3 separate regions of the Homo sapiens genome follow, and regions 1 and 3 are each linked to region 2. Evidence: chromatin contacts called from ENCODE Hi-C or POLR2A ChIA-PET data. All regions are on one chromosome and are shown on one strand. The core of a region is the stretch at or near the end of the contact, and the rest is flanking DNA. Distances in the headings are between cores, read along the strand shown.

Region 1 (3,466 bases), core at 15-2,514, 620 kb before region 2:
GAAAAGCATGGAACTAGTGGTCTGGATGTGAAAATGTACCGTACCTGAGCAATTCCTGTAATTTAAAGACTAAGATAATGCAACTACAAACTGAAGCCAAAAAGGATCTAGGAAACCCGGAAGACCTCCTGGAGGGAGAACCAGTAGGTTAAGAGAATCTTTAAAACTGAAAGATAGGTACAACAGAGACATATGATATAAAAGCAAAAGACAGAGTTTGGCATGAAAAGATATGAAGTACTATTGGGGTCCACTACGTTTTAGCTGAGTGACCCAAAAGGCAAGTCTAAATTTCCCCAAACCTCAATTTCTCCTTCTGTAAATAGGGATAATGAGAATCCTATTTCACAGGTTTCTTTTAATAAAATGTAATAATGCATCTGAAATAAAATGAAAATTCATTTTACTTTTTATATTTACAGGTATTATTTTATAATTAAGCTTTATTGAGTATACTTTTATTATAAGAGGCATGGCCGTCCTCTCACTATTTAGCAGATACTCGGCTTTTCTATCAAGCTTTCATGTATTCTATAAGGCCGGAGAAGAAAGTTTTTTTCTAATAAACTTGTCTGATTCCTGGAGCAGTCCAACCACAATCTTTTCTTTTTTTTAACTCCCTCCCTCCTCTTCTGCTTTTGCTCTCCCTCTGCATTAGTTTGTTCTCACACTGGTATGAAGAAATACCCGAGATTGGGAATTTATAAAGGAAATAGGTGTAATTGACTCACAGATCCATCTTGCTGGGGAGGCCTCAGGAAACTTGCCATCTTGGCAGAAGGCAGAGGAGAAGCAGGCATCTTCCTCACTGGGTGGCAGAACAGAGTGAGAGTGCAAGAGGGAAATGCCAGACACTTATAAAACCATCAGATCACCTGAGAACTCACTCACTATCACAAAAATACCATGGGGAAAACCACCCCCATGATTCAATTACCTCCACCTGGTCCCACCCTTGACACGTGGGGATTTATGAAGACAACAATTGCAGGCGAGATATGGGTGGAGACACAAAGCCAAACCATACCATTCTCCTTCTTCTCCTTCTCTTCTGTGTCCTAACTCCCATCCTCCTCCTCTTTTCTCTTTTTTCTTCTCTCTTTTTTTCCTCATTTGCAAATTCTTTATTTTCTTGGTTGATGCTCCAATGTTCTTTCAGATTCCTGCCTCCCTCCCTTGGAAACCTCTTCCAGGGCTGTAAACTTAGCTGTAATTACAGTCATGGCCATAAGGGAGCAGCAGAATGCAAAGGAGCATCGCTGGAGCCTGGAGAAAGCTCAATAGGAGAGCCCAGCTAAAGCACGAGCCTGGGCCACCAGCTCCTCTGAGAAGTCCCTGACATCTCAGAAGCCACTGTGGGACAGTGGCAAATGAACAGTTATTAAAGTTAGAAAGACTAGGAGTTTGAATTATTTTTCAACTGTGTAATCTTTGGAGATACTTAATCTCTCTGCCTTGGATTTCATTATTTAAAAGATTAGGATGATATCATCGAGATAATTTTGTAAAACATTTTGTGTGCAAAACAACAAACATGGTGGCTGAGTCATAAAAGATATTTAATGAATATTTCCTTTTCTAATTTTTCACTATCACACTTGTGTTGAATTTGGCAATCTTCACTTCAGGCCAGCCTAACTCAATTTACCAATCTGCGGACACACCTACACACCCAGGTAGCTTACCAGCTGCCAATCAGCCCAATATACCTCCATTTCCAACTCCACTTCTATAGACTTTGGGTCTTCTCCACAATTAACTCTGACCTACCAAATGACAAGGAGTCAGCTTTCTAACAATCTTGGATCAGATATACAGTAAACAGCAAGAAGACTAGTGTGATAGGGTGGCTCTTATATAGCCCTCAGTGACCCCACCTGTTGTTACTCAGGACCTAGTGTCATGCTTTCCCCTAGAGTAACTATCTTGTAACCAATAAAATACAGCAACATTGAGAGGATGTCCCTTTTCTACTTAAGTCACAAAAGATGCTGACTTTGTCTTGCTTGTGGATTCTCTCTCTCTCCCTTGTCTCATTAGCCTTGATGAAACAAGGGGCGTGTTGGAGAGGCCTATGTGGCAAGAAACTGAGGGTAGCTTCTTGCCAACAGCCAGCAAGGAATGGAAGCTCTCAGTGCAACAGCGCTTATGAAACTGAATCCTCTTAACGACCACGTCGGTGAGCTCGGAAGTGGATTTTTCTCCATCTGAGTCTTCAGGTAACACTTTTGTATTGCCTGACATGTTTACAGCCTTGTGAGAGACCTCAAAGCAGAAGACCCAGCTAAGCTATGCCCAGATTTCTACTTTGCAGAAATTGCAGATAAAAAAATGTGCATTCTTTTAAGTTGCAATATTTTAAAGTAGCTTGTTGCACAGCAATAGATAACTAATAAAATTAGTAAAAGAAGTTGAGATGAGATCAAAGTATATAAGGGAGTCACATTATGTAGGACCTTATATGCCATAGCAAATAAATTGAATTTTATTTCAAGTACAATGGGAAAACAGTGGGGATTATTCAGCATAAGACAAATATGCTCTAAATACATTTTAGAAAGATTTCACTGGTTGCTCTGAGATGATTAAACTGTGTGGGACTTGTTTCAGTGGTATTTTGCATGTCTTCTTACCAAAAAGAAAATAGTTTATTCTGTCTTCAGAGGAAATAGAGGCACTCTTTATCTTCTCTTTAATCATGCTCAGAAATAGAAAAACTTTTGTTATCTTTGGAATAATCTATGGCAGGATCAAAAAATCCAGTTTGGGAAATTTTTTTCAATTAAACTGTTTTTTGTATGAAAATGTAGTTTCACATACTATTGTAAGAAATAATATAGAGTGACCTCATATACTCTTCATCTAATTTCTCCCAACGCTAACATCTTGAACAACAGCAAGATGATATCACAACCAGAAAATTGGTATTTTTACAATCCACTGATCTTATTCAGACTTTATTAGACTTATATACATTCAAGTGTGTATTTAGTTCTATGAAATTTTATTACATGTGTGTATTTATGTAACCATCACCACAGTCAAGATAAAGAATAGTCTCTTCTCAGTAAAGATCCTCTGTGCTACACTTTTATAGCTATACTCACTACTTATCTTTTCCCTCCCCCATCCATAATCCCTGGCACCCAGTAATCTATTCTACTTTATAATTTTTCATTTCATGTATGTTATATAAATAGATAGCATGTGATCATGTGTAGCTCTTTAAATATTTTTATTTTTATTTTTTTACTCAGCAGAATTCCCTTGAAATCCATTAAAGTTACTGTGGTTTTAACAGTCTGTTCTTTTTATGGCTAAATAGTTAAGTAGAAATTCACGGTATGGATGTAACATGGTATGTTTAACCATTCACACATTGAAGGGCATCTGGACTGTTTTCGGTTGTGGGCTATTAGGAATAAAGCCATTGTGAACATTCCTGTATTTTTTGCAAGTGCTAAAT
Region 2 (3,751 bases), core at 1,151-3,650:
ACAAATCCTAGGGAGTAAAATTGGAATTCAGCATTCTATCTCTCCACCCTTACTTCTTACCTCCCTCCTATCACATAACGTTCTTGCCATCCAAACTAACATATAATATATGATCTATTCACACCTCCCAATTCCCCCTTCATTCTTTCATTTCTGCCTCTGAAACAGTTACCAACTCTCTGCCTCTCCCATTTCTAATTACCTATGTCTTATCTAATTTAAAAATATATCTGGCTCAGTTATTACCTCCTCCAATAAAATCTTCTTTGATTATCTCAAAGGAACAGAAGCTCTCCCCATCTCTCACAAGTTACATCTCACTTTCCAATTTGTATTGTAATTTTCTATATTTGTCTTGGTAGCTACTGTGCTGAATAACCCCAGAATTTCAGTGGCTTAATAAAATAAAGATTTATTTGTGGCTCATATCATAATTCAGTGTGACTCAGTGGGGATGGGGCTGGGGGAAAGGAGACTCCAGGTTTCCCTGTTATTTAGGATTCCAGGTTTCCCCTCAATCAAGTGGCTGTGCCATCTCCTTGGACTACTCCAAAGGACCCTCTGAATCTGAGTAGTAACAAGAACAAAGGGCACAGAGAAGACTATACCCACTCAGCAACCTTGGCCTAGGAGTGACACACATTTCTTCTCACATTCCATTCATGAGAAGTGGTCACATGTCCTTACCTCAGGAAGAGTGAGCTGGGAGGATAAGCTAGCAGTGTACCCAGAAAGAAGAGAAAATGTGTTTGGTGAGTACCTAGCCAGTCTCTGCCACTGTCCTAACTACAGATTTCACCAGAATCCCCCCAAAACCCATTGTGTTGTCTTGAATATAAAATATATTCAATATTTATCCCCAAAATAAAAAGATTATGATGGTGAGAAGACTATTGTGATGAACCTTTCATTTCCTATTCTCTAGTCCTGCTGCTCTTGTAAGCCTCAGATTTCTTATCCTTCCACATGGAGAAAGTTTGATTTCTAGCTTTCTAATTAATTATGCCCTTCCATTATGGGCAATAGAGTCAGCAGCATATGCAGATATCCCCCGAGATCTCTTTCCCCTTGTCCCCTGCTATGGTGCCTGAAATGTATATGTTAGAGTCAATCACTCAGTTATGATGGCTAGAACCAACATCACACAGATCATATTTCTGTGAATTACCAGGATGTAATAAAATTGAAAATTAATAACAAATGATTTTTAGATAAAAGATAAATATCACTAACTTATTCTTTGGTAAAGGAAAAATCCTGACAGAAATTTTTAAAAACAATTTGAGCAGAACTCAATGAAAGTACTATATGCAAAAATCTGTGAAATGTAGCTAGAGCAGTACATAGAATAAAATGTATAGCTCTGAATACATTAATTGGGAAACAAGAAATATGACAGAAAGAAAACAACCACGATGTTGAAAGAGACAGTCTGTGGTAATGATAGGGGGTAACAGTAAGTGAATAAGGCTGTATAATAGACATGTATGACTGTCCCATAAATCAAGTGAACAGTATGGAAAGTAGCTGAGTGTGAACCATCTTACTCATAAGGCCTACCTGCCAAGTTAAAGTGTCCTTCAGCAAGAGGCTGTGGGGTGTATTTCAGAAAGCACAGCTGGGGAGGGTCAGATTATATCGTAGCATAACAAATATCCCCAATCAAGAACTAGTGCAGTGAGAAGGACCTTGTAGAGCTTCTGAAGAACATAAATAAGCAATTGAGAAAGAGGAAATAAGTATAAAAATAACAGAGATTTTCTTAGCATCATGAAAAAACTATAAACCACTCAACAACCATATTGAATTGTATTTTTAAAAATCTAGATGAAATTAATAAATTTCTTGAAAAACATACAAAAAGTCAAAATAAGCATAAAAAGAAATAGAACCCATGAATATGCCAAATCATCAAAAAAAAGATAGTAAAAACTTCCTTCTCTACCAATTCTCCCACTACTACCTAAGACATTTTAGGCCTGGATAGTTGCATGGGGTGAGTGTAACAAACAATATAAAAACAGATAACCACCATATGTTGTTCCAGAAAATGTAAAAGCAATAAAAGTTAGCTAACTCATTTTAAAAGCCAGTTTCACCCCTATATTAAAACCAGAGAAGTTCATAATAAGGACAAAAATGTAAGCCAATTTTACTTATATAATAGATACAAAAAAAAACCCCTGGGAAAACTAACCAAATTTAATAGCATACTTAAAAAATTATGACAAGATTTATTTTAGAAACTCCTGGATGGCTCAGTATCAAACAAACAATGTAATTTACTACATTAGCACTACGGAAGACAGTTCATATGGTCACTTTAAGAGATGCAGAAAAAGTGCTTGATAAAATTAATACATTTTGTTTTTTAAAAAATTCGTAGAAACAAGAAATAGAAAGAAACTATTAATTTTATTTAAACAATAATAAGGATAATAATAGCCTACCAAGAACCTAGGGCAAAACCATAATGATAAATTCTTAAATGTATATTTTTTAAAGTTAGGAAGAAGAAAAAGATGTGTGCTATCATTTCAGTTGTTTGACATGATACCAGAGGTACTGACCAATACAATAAGATGACAGGGAGGGAGGGAGGGAGAGAGAGAGAGAGAAAGAAAGAGAGAGAGAGAAGGAGAGAAACAGAGATAGAGATGGAAGGAGAAAGAGAGAGAGAAAGATAAACATATTGGAAAGGAAGACACAATGTTGTTACTATTTTTTATTTATTTTTATTTTTACTTACTTATTTTTTTGAGCCAGGGCTTCACTCTGTTGCCCAGGCTGGAGTGCAGTGGCACCATCTCGGCTCACTTCAACCTCTGCCTCCCCTGTTCAAACGATTCTCCTGCCTTAGCCTCCCATGTAGCTGGGATTACAGGCGTGCACCACTATGCTTGGCAGCTAATTTTTGTATTTTTAGTAGAGACAGGGTTTCACCATGTTGGCCAGGCTGGTCTCAAACTCCTGGCCTCAAGTGATCCACCTGCCTCTGTCTCCCAAAGTGCTGGGATTACAGGTGCGAGCCACCATGCCCAACCACATGAGCCACCGCGCCCGACCTATTTGAAAAAAACAGAACAAATAGTACATTTCCATGAGGGGCAGGGAGACAACAAGAAAATCCATAGTAAACCATTAGAATTCATAAGATTTGACCAAAGTAGCCAGAGACAAGATCAGTTCCCCAAAATGAGTAGCATCTGTCTTATCAGTGATAACCAGTAAATAACATGGCAATGAAAAAACAAACACATGTAGGAATTAATCTAATAGAAGTGACCAAGACCTTTATGGAGAAAAATTTTAAATGTTTTAAAATGACTCATCTCTCTCCCCATAAAACTTGAATAAACAAAGAAATATACTTCATTCTTGGAGGAGATAACAGCACTGTAAACTTGTTAACTTTAAACCAAATGACTATATAAATTTAATGTAGTTCCAATCTAAACAACACTGAGGACTTCAACAAGTTTATCCTAAGATTTTTTAATAAAAAATAAACATCCATTAATAAAACAATAATTAATAAATCACAGTAATCAATAGTGTGGTTGTGATACAGAGTCAACAAGTAGATGAATGAAACATGGTAGAAAACTTAGAAACGGATTCATTTGTGTGAGACCCTACCCTATGGTAGAGATGGCATCAAAGATCACTGACTGATGCATGAATTATTTAGATAATGATGTCAATAAAAAATGTTATATTTCCCACTTCGTATTATACATCAAAATTCAAC
Region 3 (3,350 bases), core at 226-2,725, 600 kb after region 2:
TCTCAAAGTGTTGGGATTACAGGCGTGAGCCACTGCACCTAGCCAGTAGTTTAATGCACTCCCCAAATGATACTCATGATTGCTGAATTTTTAGGTCCACCATGTTAAGGGAAAGAGCACCAGCAGTAAATTGAGATACCTGATGTCCATTTATAAGGAATCAGTTAACTAAGAGTACACAGAAAGTTCGAAGTCAAACTCAAATGTATAGTTCATAAAATTGTGTGATATATTATTAAGAAAAAACCTTGCAGAACAGTATGTATAATACACTTCCATTAAAAATTATGTTGGCATAATTATGCATGCCAACAAAAATTATGCATGGCATAAGCATAGAAAAATTGGACGGCTCTACACCTAACAGTAACAATTATTGTAGAGTGCTTACAAGGCACTATCATCTCATATATGTCTATGGTGCTTGAGTGTTTATGGTAAGACTGTGTTACACATGTCATCGTGAGACATTTATAAAGAGTCTATCATCAATCTATCCATCTACTTACCTATCTACCTACTTACCTACCTACCTATTGCTGCAACCATCCGTCTCTGTGAAAGAACACCAAATTGGATTTCAGATTTAAGTCCTCGTTGGGCTTTCAACTAATAGGGCTACAGGAAAGCAATGTGATGGTTAAGAACTTGATCTCTAGATTCAGAAAGACTTGGGTTCCAAACCTGACTTCATTACTTATATTAGTGACATGACTTAATTCTCCTTATTTCACTAAGTGTTTGTTTTCTCATTTGCAAAGGAGGATAAAAATACCTACCTCACCTTCCAAAAGCCTGTAACCCCAGTCCAATCATGGAGAAGAAGATCAGACAAATTCCAATAAAGTGGCATTCTAAAAAAATACCTAATTGGAGCTCTTCAAAACTGTCAAGGTTATCAAAAACAAGGAAAGTCTGAGAAACTGTCACAGAAGAGCTTAGGTAAACATGACAACTAAATGTAATGTGGTAACCTGGATGAGCTCCTGACATAGAAAAAGGACATTAGGTAAAAGCTAAGGAAATCATTGGAATGAAGCATGAACTTTAGTTAATAATAAGGTAACAATAGTGGTTCATATATTATAATAAAAGTACTACACCAATGTGAACTATTAATAATAAGATAAACTGGTTATGGAGTATATGGAAACTTTCTGCACTATCTTCTCCATTTCTCTGTAAATATAAATCTGTTTAAAAACATAAAAAAGACAATTTCCTAGAATTGCCATGGGGCTTAATCAATACAAATGTTACAAATTAGTACCTTGAAGGCACAGAATGGGGGCCTAATAAACAGTAGCGATTACTATTATAATCTCATGTCTCTGTTTTCCTCATTTCCTATCTCTAGCCCATGGGGATTGGACTCAACACGCTGTAAGATCTCTTCCAGCTCGAAGATTCTGGGCCTCTGTAGCTTAAATTCCTGAGGCATGATTCGCTGAATGTGAGTCATATTCACCATCCTTCCGGCTTCTGTGGATTTGTCTCAGTGATGCCGTACCTTGCTATTTACTTTCTTCATTCTCTGGCTGTATGAGGGACTTACAATCATTCCGCAGTTTCTTTCATAAAATGATTGAGACTCAGAATGACTAGCCACACACATTCCCCACAAAAGACCTCCAAGAGTTTCCAACCAGATCCAGATTCTGACATCAGAGGGGCTTCTACTGTCCCTACCACAAGCGTCTGTGTATCTATGACTGTGATAAGGCCCCAGAGAGGACAGAGAGAGAGAGAGGGAAAGGGCCACCAAAAAGTGTTCCAAGAAAGAAAGAACTCCCCCTTCTCCTCTAACTAAACCCAGTATCCTCAGGCAGGGTTCCTATCTGTGTGTTTTAGGACTGCTTCACATCCCATCAGCTCTCTTGGAACCTAATCGTTTGCAGGGCCCCATCAGCTCTATCCAAGCAGAGAAATTACGCGCAAGCTGAAGTGTGCATGCTCTTCTGTGTGGCCCCAGAATGACTTGAGTCTACTGAATGGAATTTCATACATGTGTTGGGTGAGGTGATTTATTATAGGCGGTAATGGAAATTAATTTCACTTTGAACCCTGTGGCACCAGAAAATGCCTAAGTGCTGAGCCATTTTCTTTAAGTAGGCCGTAAAGCTGCTACTTGCTTCTGACTGGGCAGCGAAGTGGCGATGATCACTTGTAAAACAATGAGCTTGAATAGGAGGTTAATGGGCCCTGGCCGACCTCGTGCAGCCTGCAGTGCTCATCCTACCAGCCCCTGCAGTCACGGGACTCAGTCTTCCTGGCGCCACAGAAAACAGAGATGCTGGAGCAGTATTTGTATGCTAAAGCAGAGCCAAAGAAGGGGAGAGGGAAACATTCCTGGGGAGCCAATGACCGTGCTTTGACCATGAGTGTTTGGCTGAAAGTGGTGGCCTTGTCCCTAGAAGTTCCCTTAGTAGGAAGCAGAATGGCTCAGAGCTATAAATGGGCCTGAGGAGATCCTGTTTCTAAAGACGGCCTCAGTAAAGGCTCTTACTGCTTAATTTGAGATACAGAGTATTTTCCAAGACAGCTTCTGGATTCTAAGGCTTGCCATCATGGTCTTCTGATTTAAAGTTTTATAAAGGCATTTTAGTCACTATTGAAGGGCACAAAATTCAGGGACCGTTCTAAGGCCTCCAGTGAAGCCATTCCACAGAACTTGTTGTTACACCACAATTACAAATTTAGGTAGAAGATCCTTCAGGGAGACGATCCTTCTGGGAGATGGGGCTCCTCTTGTAATTCATACAAAAGCCACACATGTGCTCACAATATTGAAGGAGCTATTGCTGTGTAACGTCATGTATTAATATAAATACATATATGTAAAAATTAGTTATTGCTTATTTCCTCATTAGAATTTTTTGTTTAATACCATATTAGATTTGTTTGCTACTATAGAACTTAGATGGCTGGCACATAATAGACCTTCAATACATTTTTTTTAAATGAATGAACTATAGAAAGTATTTTAGTGACTATAAAAATGGACAGGGCACTGAACGGGTCTTTAAATAATTTCCAACTTATTAGAGAAAGGAAGCATTCATTTTATTTATTCATTTATTAATTTTTTCAACAAATACTTAATGCATGTTATACTAAGTACCAGGTGATATTCTGGGATTTAGACAATGAATGAGATCCATTCTGGGTTCCACCTAATGACTACTAAATTGGATTATCCAGCTGTAAGTCTCAGGAATCAGTATTTTCTAAATATCCCCAACCCCCAACAAACAATTATATAGAACAGCTGGTTTGAGGAGTCTCAACCCAATATCACATAGGACTGTCAGAGGTGTTTAAACCAGAGCAACTCCATCTTGAATAGAAGC

The links. A loop is a pair of places that touch in the nucleus more often than their neighbours do. ChIA-PET counts read pairs that join two places held with the same protein, here RNA polymerase II (POLR2A). Pooled maps may share reads with other maps.
Region 1: a map of chondrocyte shows a loop between it and region 2 (2.3-fold over the local background). The contact joins the enhancer-like site here to the promoter of LINC02758 in region 2. A Hi-C loop is called at or near these places in 4 of 168 maps with a recorded cell type or tissue (A673, chondrocyte, endothelial cell of umbilical vein and 1 more) and 6 of 50 pooled maps.
Region 3: a pooled map shows a loop between it and region 2 (2.0-fold over the local background). The contact joins the enhancer-like site here to the promoter of LINC02758 in region 2. A Hi-C loop is called at or near these places in 1 of 168 maps with a recorded cell type or tissue (IMR-90) and 1 of 50 pooled maps. POLR2A ChIA-PET finds 5 or more read pairs at or near these places in 2 of 52 experiments (AG04449 and HCT116).

The regions. Positions count from the first base shown.
Region 1 is chr11:29,157,534-29,160,999 of GRCh38, reverse strand. No RefSeq gene overlaps it. Among named protein-coding and RNA genes, the nearest start is that of LINC02742, 260 kb to the right of the region's middle. Within about 2 kb of position 1,264, at least 2 of the 41 ENCODE cell types and tissues checked have a DNase peak (open chromatin) inside an H3K27ac peak, as active enhancers do; they include endothelial cell of umbilical vein, where a contact is called at or near this core.
Region 2 is chr11:28,537,596-28,541,346 of GRCh38, reverse strand. LINC02758 (long intergenic non-protein coding RNA 2758) reads right to left here and starts at 2,400. Exons shown (of 8, transcript XR_002957243.2): 1 at 1,561-2,400.
Region 3 is chr11:27,933,081-27,936,430 of GRCh38, reverse strand. No RefSeq gene overlaps it. Among named protein-coding and RNA genes, the nearest start is that of MIR610, 120 kb to the left of the region's middle. RefSeq lists enhancers at 1,158-2,357, 2,032-2,533 and a silencer at 2,115-2,409. Within about 2 kb of position 1,475, at least 7 of the 41 ENCODE cell types and tissues checked have a DNase peak (open chromatin) inside an H3K27ac peak, as active enhancers do; they include HCT116 and IMR-90, where a contact is called at or near this core.